Regions from separate parts of the Homo sapiens genome. Here region 2 is linked to region 1. The links are chromatin contacts, found by Hi-C or POLR2A ChIA-PET in ENCODE. All regions are on one chromosome and are shown on one strand. The core of a region is the stretch at or near the end of the contact, and the rest is flanking DNA. Distances in the headings are between cores, read along the strand shown. Region 1 holds the start of AKR1E2 (aldo-keto reductase family 1 member E2). Region 2 holds the start of AKR1C1 (aldo-keto reductase family 1 member C1).

Region 1 (3,880 bases), core at 1,013-3,512:
TCATTAAAATTAACTCAAAGTGGATCGAAGGCCTAAATGTAAAACACAACACTATGAAACTTCTAGAAAATAAGAGAAAATCTAGATGATCTTGGGTTTAGTGATTTTTTTTATTTTTATTTTTTATATTGATTACTGTGTTCCAGGATATTCTAATTTACTAATTTTTATTTTAATTTTTTTCTGTCTAGTCTCTGATTTTTTAATTTTAATTTTTATTTCAATTGTTTTGGGGCGACAAGTAGTGTTTGGTTGCATGGAAAAGTTATTTAGTGGTGATTTCTGATATTCTGGTGCACCCATCACCAGAGTAGTGTACATTGTGCCCAATGTGTAGTCTTTTATCTCTCACTCCCCTCCCAGCCTTCCCCCTGAGTCCCCGAAGTCCATTATATAATTCTTATGTCTTTGCAATGACTTTTAAAATACAACATCAAAGGGATGAGCCATGAAAGAAATAATTGATAAGCTCACTTCGTTAAAATAAAAATTTTTTTATTTTGCTAAAGACAATGTCAAGGAAATGAAAAGACAAGTTACAGACAGACTGGGAGAAAATATTTACAAAGACACATCTAATAAAGGACTCTTATCCAAAATACACAAAGAACTCTTAAAATCCAACAATAAGAAAATGAATGACCCAAATAAAAAATGGGCAAAAGACCTGAAAACACACCTTATCAAAGATATACAGATAGCAAAGAAGCAGAGTAAAAGATGCTCAACGTCATAGACTTATGGAATTTCTGTTAAAACAATGAAATAGCATGATACACGATTGCAGTGCAGTAGAGCTTCCCCCAGGAATACTGTTCCCAGACTTGTGCAGGGCTGGTTCCCTCACTCTTTGCCTTTCTGTTTGCAGCATAAATGCCACTTCATTGAGGTGTTGAGGATTCCCTCACTCTGTCCCTTCCGCCTCTCACCACAAGCACCTGCTTTATTTTACTATAGCACCTGCTCTTTTTTTTTCTCATGCATTTGCTTTTATGCTCTGTCCATTCATTCCTACAGATGGTGAGCTCCTGAGGGCAAGGCCCATGCAGGTCATTTTCAGCACTGCACCCTGGCCTAACTTGCCCCGTGCACAGGTGAGTGCTCCAGGCACAGTTTCTGAATGAATAAATGAGAGTATCGAAGATCCCCCTTCCCACCTGTGAGGAGCTCACATTGAGGAGATGGATGCTCACAGGAGATGCAAGTTGGGTGGGAGGCAGGGGGACACCCAGAGTGACCCTGGGAGTTTCTCTGGCTGCAGCCGCCCCATTGAGCAGAATGGGCAGCGCCTCCCCTGATGGCCAGCACTGAAGACCCAGGCAAGGAACCTAGAAACAAAGCCCTCATCTGGGTGTGGGTGTCCTCAAGGCAGTAGGACTCCCAGGGCTGAGGGGGGCAATGAAGGGGGAGCTGTAAGCTCCAGGAGAGATAAGAGGGGCGTCGGAAGGCTCCCTTGACCCCTCTTTCCCTCCACTGGCCCTGGGGGAGCCCAGTCCACTCATAAGGGGGGTGTCCAGTCCACCCCATCCACTTCCAAACGGGGGCCCGAGGCTGCAAGCAAGGACGCTCCCCTCTACATGCAGGGCTCGGCCTCCCCTGCACCACCCAGGACCCCCGCTGTCCTGCAAGCCCCAGCCGCTCTGGGCCAGGACCCAGGGAGTGGAAGGCATTTTCCAAGGGCACAGTGGCTCCCTGACGGGGAACCAAGGCCAGGCACGCTTCTCCCAGACTGGGGGCCTCGGGGCACCTGAGAATGGCCATCCTTGGTACAAGAGAGCGGGGACCCACTCCCGCGCACCCTGTGCCCCAGGGGACGCAGGACTCTGCACCCTGACCCTAGAGCTTGCCCTAGGATGGCCCGGCCATGGCGAGGCCCTGGAACGGTGAAGACTCTCTGCCCATCAACCTAGCACCTCTGCCCTACCCTCAGTCGCATATGCACCCGGTGCGAGGGAGAAGGCAACCAGGAGGTCACACCTAAGGTGGGGGCGTGAGCGGCAATGCCAGCCGATTGTAAAACCTTCCCTGCTCCTGCGTGGCTCTGCAAGCCAATCGAAAATTCCGTCGTCTATGCCGCCAGCCAATCAGGATGTCCAGAGCGCGGTGCTTCCAGCCATTTGGGACTCCAGCTGGCTCTGCGCCTCCAGCCAATCGGGGTGCCCGTCCTTAATACAACCAGCCAGTCAGTGCCCGGCGCGCGACACCAGCAGCCAGTCAGGAAGCCCTGCGTTCATGCTTCCAGCCATTGTCGGAGTGTCAGCCGTCACAAGGCACTTCCAGCCAGTCGCAACGGCGGGTCGCCAGCGCCGCAGTAGCTCGCGCGGTGCCTGTCGGTAGTCGCGTGCGGGGCGGCGGGGCGGCGGGGCGGCCGGCGGCGGCCATGGGAGATATCCCAGCCGTGGGCCTCAGCTCCTGGAAGGTGACGCGGTCGCGGGCAGGGAGGCGCGCCTGACCTAGGGGAGCGCGGGACTTGGGGGCGCCCGATGGGACCCAGGCCGGGGCTGGGGAGAAGTGCGGCGGCCTCCCCTCCGCCTGGCCGACGCCCGGGAAAGGCGCTGCTGAGGTGGCCGCCCACCGCCCACAAGCAGCCCGGCCCGGCCTTTCCTAAAACGGAGTCGGTGCTGCCCGCCGAGGCGCTCTCTGGGAGAAGCGGGAACCTCGGCAGCCAAGCCTCAGACTCTGGGGCTGCGGCCGCGGCGTTGGGCGGGGCTGCTCTGTGGAGAGGCGGAGCCCTTGAAGTTACTCAGAACTGGAGCGGGGATGCCGAGGGGAGGCCTTGGCGGCGCTGGACTCGGCCGGAACAGGGAACCTCGAAGCCTCCTCTCCAGCAAAGAGAGAAAGAAAAGTTGGGGCCGGGCGTGGGGTGCGGGCTTGTAATCCCAGCACTTTGGGAGGCCGAGGCAGTAGGATCGCCTGAGCTCAGGAGTTCAAGACCAGCCAGGTCAACATGGCGAAACCCTGTTTCTACAAAAAATGAACAAATCAGCTGGGCTTGGGGGTGCGCGCCTGTGGTCCCAGCTACTCAGGAGGCTGAGGTGGGAGGATCACTGGAGACCAGGAAGTCGATGCTGCAGTGAGCTTTGATGGCGCCACTGCACTCCAGCCTTGGGGACAGAGCCAGACCTTGCTGGAAAAAAAAAAAAAAAAAAGAAAAAAGGAAAATTGGAATTGCTGATTAGGCTTTAAAAGAAACTTTGGGATCTCATGTTGTTCCCTGTTTAGAAGCAACCTGCCCTGATGCCTGAGACATATAATCGCTCTGTGCATTTATGGGGTGCAGCGTAATGTTTTGAGCCGTGTATACAATTGCAATGTGGTTAAATCAAGCTAATTAACATATCTATCACCTCTCTCAGTTATTATTGTTTGTGGTAAGATGTTTGAAATGTCTTGTTATTTTGAAATACACATGTGTAGTAAATTATTGTTGACTGTTGGCATCCTAGTGCGCAGTAAGTCTTAAAAGCTGTGTCTCCTGTGTGTTTGAAACTTTGTACCCTTTGATCAGCAACTCCCCATTCCCTCCTTCCTCACCTCCCCCAGCCCCCAGCGTCTTATAACCACCATTCTATTCTACGACCTTTCTCTGCTTTGAACTTCACAATTCCTGCCAGTGATTTGAGACAGCACTGACTAAAAAGCGTTTAAAATTTGATCTTTAAAAAAAAAAAGCTAAACTTAGTTGTTGATAAAAGCTATAAGAAGTCATATAGGAAGTTAGTTACTGAAGGAGTCAGAATGTTCAAGGCCTGCTCATGAAAATATTATTTAAATTATTTCTCTTACCTGCTTACCAACTCTTAGAGGCTAGGAGTGTCGTTTTGTTCATATTGGTTCTCAGCATCTAGTGAAGGACGTGCATCTGTCAGCCCTTCATTCA
Region 2 (3,945 bases), core at 1,328-3,827, 140 kb after region 1:
AGCCAGGCTGGTCTCGAACTCCTGACCTCAGGTGATCCGCCTGCCTCGGCTCCCAAAATCTCTTGCTATTTAAAGATTATCTCTTTGTCTGGCTTTTAGAGTTGGATGATAACACATACAGATCTGGGTCTCTTAGAGTTTATACTATTTGCAGTTCTTTAAGTGGCCTGAATTTGTAGATTGTTGTCTTTAACCAATTTGAAAAAGTTTTGATGTTTTTATTCTCCAAATAATCTGTCTACCACCATGGGTTTGCACTTCTCCTTCTGGGAATCCAATACTATCATACTGGTCGGCTTGAAGCTGTCCCATAAGTCCCTTAGGACCGGTTCACATTTCTTTATTCTTGTTTCGTGTCCTTAGACTCAGGAACTTCAAATGCGCTATCCCTATGTGTATTGATTATATCTTCATCCTGCTCAAAGTTGCTATTGAAACACCCTCTGGTGAGTTCTTCATTCAGGTACTTTTTTTGCTCCAATTTTTTCCTTTTTTATAATTTCTATATTACTACTGTATCGTGATTTTCTTATTGTTTTCAGATTTTCTGTAGTTCTTAGTCCATATTTTTCATTAGCAATTTTAGCATATTTAAGCAGCTGTTTAAATGCTTCTCTACTAATTTTAATGCCTGTGATTCTTCAGGAAAGATTTCTACTAATTTATTTTCTTTCTCATAATGAACTGTGATTTCTTGTTTCCTTGTATGCCTTGTCATTTTATTTTATTTTTTTGAGCCAGAGTCCTGCTCTGTCGCCAGGCTGGAGTACAGTGGTGCCATCTCGGCTCACTGCAACCTCTGCCTCCTGGGTTCAAGCGATTCCCCTGCTTTAGCCTCCCGAGCAGCTGGGACTACAGGCGTCCGCCACCACGTCCGACTATTTGTTGTTGTTGTTGTTGTTGTTGTTCTTGTTGTTGTTGTTCTTATTTTAGTAGAGACAGGATTTCACCATGTTGACCAGGATGGTCTCCATCTCCTGCCCTCGTGATCTGGCCGCCTCGGCCTCCCAAAGTGCTGGGATTACCACTGCTCCAGGCCTGTATGCCTTGTTATTTTATCTAATTGGGCATTTGAAAAAATAAACATCTTTTTTACTGTATATAGATTTGTTCTATGTCATGACAGTCATTAACTTATATGTGTGGCAGGTTCTCAGTCAAGGCATCAGCCCTACATAAAACCTCAAGTCCTTCTTAGTTTGTTTCTGAACATGCACCTACGTGGACTGTGTTTGCCCTTTTATGTATCCCCAAATAACCAATGGCTTTTGAATTGCTTACTATTATGAAATTTCGCATCCCAGTTTCTCCTCAATGGCTTAGATGGACTATTGCATGTCTCTTCCCCTGGCCTTTTGCCTATAACATCTGTATGTGTATAGTCACCCTGAATCTCTACTGAGCCACTCCAGAAATAAATAAGTTTATTTCAGTCAATTTTAGGTATTTTCTGATGTTTCCATGAGTTATATGGGAATCTTAGAATCCACCATCTTGTTGAAATTACTCTGTGAAAAATTTCAATATCTTTATAATATTACATTTATGTCAATGATAACAATTTACCTATTTTTCAATTTCTGTTTGTTTTATGAAAAAGCAAATAGAAGCAATCAGGGCACTGCAAGTTGTGACTACTCCAAGATGTGAATCATGGATCATGCAAATTACAATCATGTTTTAACCTGACCTCCAAAGGGAGAATAAAGTAAAAATTATCCCATGCGAGGATTATTCACCAGTTTATATGTCATTAGTTACCAGTTTTTCTTTATGAATAATGTTTAGCAATATTATAAAGTATATCTAATAGTTATCATATTTTGGCTTGTTACTTTTTGGTAGCAATTCATAAAAATGGCTGGAAAAGACAAATAAGGCACTGTTTGCATGTTACAAATTATATCCAAAGTCCAAAAGCTGTTAATAAGAAATCTTCCAATAAAACCACATCATATTTTCTTTTTTATTTACACCCACATCAGGATTACAACTTTATCAGGACTGCACCTTGATCAGGAAGGGATGTTTCTCTTACAAGGCTAATAAGAAAGGAACAATAAATTTGCTGATGAAAAAAGTAATGCATTAAAAAATTTTAACTTTAATTTTTAATTGAGGGCAATATTTTAAAGAAATGCTCATTAGTCATTCCTTTAAATTGTGTGTGTGAGAGAGAGAAAAATGAAAATTAGTCATTTCAAATGCTGCAAGATGCAGAAGGAACTCATCATCATGACACAAACAAAAAAGAGCTGTGCCGCTAGAGGTTTCTGTATTCTTATGTAAAGTCACAATTTGTTCTACAAATCTCTTTGAGTAATTTATGTCTCATATATAGAGATCTGGAATAGCAAAAATACTTCAGAGGAAATTAATGAGTGTATCATGACCACATAATAATTTACTTATGAATTTTCTTAGGTAAGAAACGGTTGAACTGGATGCAATTTTTATCACAGCTTGTGTAAGACTGCCTCTGTCCCTCCTCTCACATGCCATTGGTTAACCAGCAGACAGTGTGCTCAGGGGCGTTGCCAGCTCATTGCTCTTATAGCCTGTGAGGGAGGAAGAAAGAAACATTTGCCAGCCAGGCTAGTGACAGAAATGGATTCGAAATATCAGTGTGTGAAGCTGAATGATGGTCACTTCATGCCTGTCCTGGGATTTGGCACCTATGCGCCTGCAGAGGTAACAATAATATTTTTAGTGTTGAGAGTTCAAAGGAGCTAGAGTAAGTGGAAGCTGACCAGGTTGTCAGGCTTGTGTTCCTATGTTACTCTGCATGACTCCCCTTTAAACGTCAGTCTTTGTTCTGCAATGCCATCTTGTCACAGGGTCATCTACTGCTTATTTGTGGCACTGTTTTGTCTTCTGTTTATGTTTATTTCACAGCTTGTCAGAGTCTATACAACTCAGCAGAAAGAACACGGCTTGCCTGCTCCCTCTCTTGAAGATTGATTGCAATGGGAGTGGTTTCTCTGTTTCTTTGTATAGTCGAACAGATATTTACTTCTTCCAAGAAGATACAATTCAGAGGAATTTTTATGGCAAAAGTTAGTGGAGACGGGGTGGATGAAATCTGTTGGGAGAGTATCACTGTTCTGATGGGCGGCCTTGAGCACCACACTGTAATACTAGACCTGGCCTAAAGAGAATTTCTCATGTACTATTCTCACCTCTGGGAAAATTACCTGAAACGATAAAATATCCTCATTTTAAGAAAAAAAAAATACTAGAACCTAACAAGGAAAATTTAAATTCTTTTTCTTTGTTAATATGGGTCAAATTTGTATCAAAATATTGTAACAGAAAAATTTCTTGTTTCTCTGACAGGAAAATTAATGGAATAGATTTTCTTTTCTAGACTTAGCTATTTCTACACTGGAAGAAAACTTGTATCTCAAGACTGTCTTGGGAATACAATGTGTGTGAATAGGGACTAGTTACATAAAATTTGGGTTTCACATTTCTGATCTATACAATATAAGGATTTACAAAGGGACATTTTGAAGACCATTGACAGGAGTGGTTTACTTTGTAATATAAATTGACATGGAGAGGAAGTAAAGATGAGGATACCACTAAAGCTCCAGCTTTGGTAAGCCTTTGAGTACTCATACAGCAAAGAAATGATCAAGGATGGTATGAGGAGAGGGCTGTGAGACCCAGTATCTAGTTCCTTGTAATTCTATGGGAAAAAGAAAGCCTCTGAAATACTTTCCAGATAGGAAAACAGTTTGCTTTGTTTCTGTTTTTGTCATTTAAAAGATATACTTTCAAATCTGTATCCAAATTTGTTACGTAAGTCAATAATTGTAAATTTCACTGCAATCATATGTTTCCTAAAAGAGTTGCCTTGAACTTATGGAACTGAACCCCATTTTGCTAATCACTTACTCCTTGCAGTCTATTTCTTATACAAATCAATATCCTTAGAGTATA

Evidence for each region. A loop is a pair of places that touch in the nucleus more often than their neighbours do. ChIA-PET counts read pairs that join two places held with the same protein, here RNA polymerase II (POLR2A). Pooled maps may share reads with other maps.
Region 2: a pooled map shows a loop between it and region 1 (3-fold over the local background). The contact joins the promoter of AKR1C1 here to the promoter of AKR1E2 in region 1. A Hi-C loop is called at or near these places in 1 of 50 pooled maps. POLR2A ChIA-PET finds 5 or more read pairs at or near these places in 2 of 52 experiments (A549 and endothelial cell of umbilical vein).

Annotation. Positions count from the first base shown.
Region 1 is chr10:4,823,945-4,827,824 of GRCh38, forward strand. AKR1E2 (aldo-keto reductase family 1 member E2) reads left to right here and starts at 2,263. Exons shown (of 10, transcript NM_001040177.3): 1 at 2,263-2,419. The coding sequence starts at 2,381. RefSeq lists a silencer at 2,690-2,769.
Region 2 is chr10:4,960,838-4,964,782 of GRCh38, forward strand. AKR1C1 (aldo-keto reductase family 1 member C1) reads left to right here and starts at 2,578. Exons shown (of 9, transcript NM_001353.6): 1 at 2,578-2,691. The coding sequence starts at 2,608.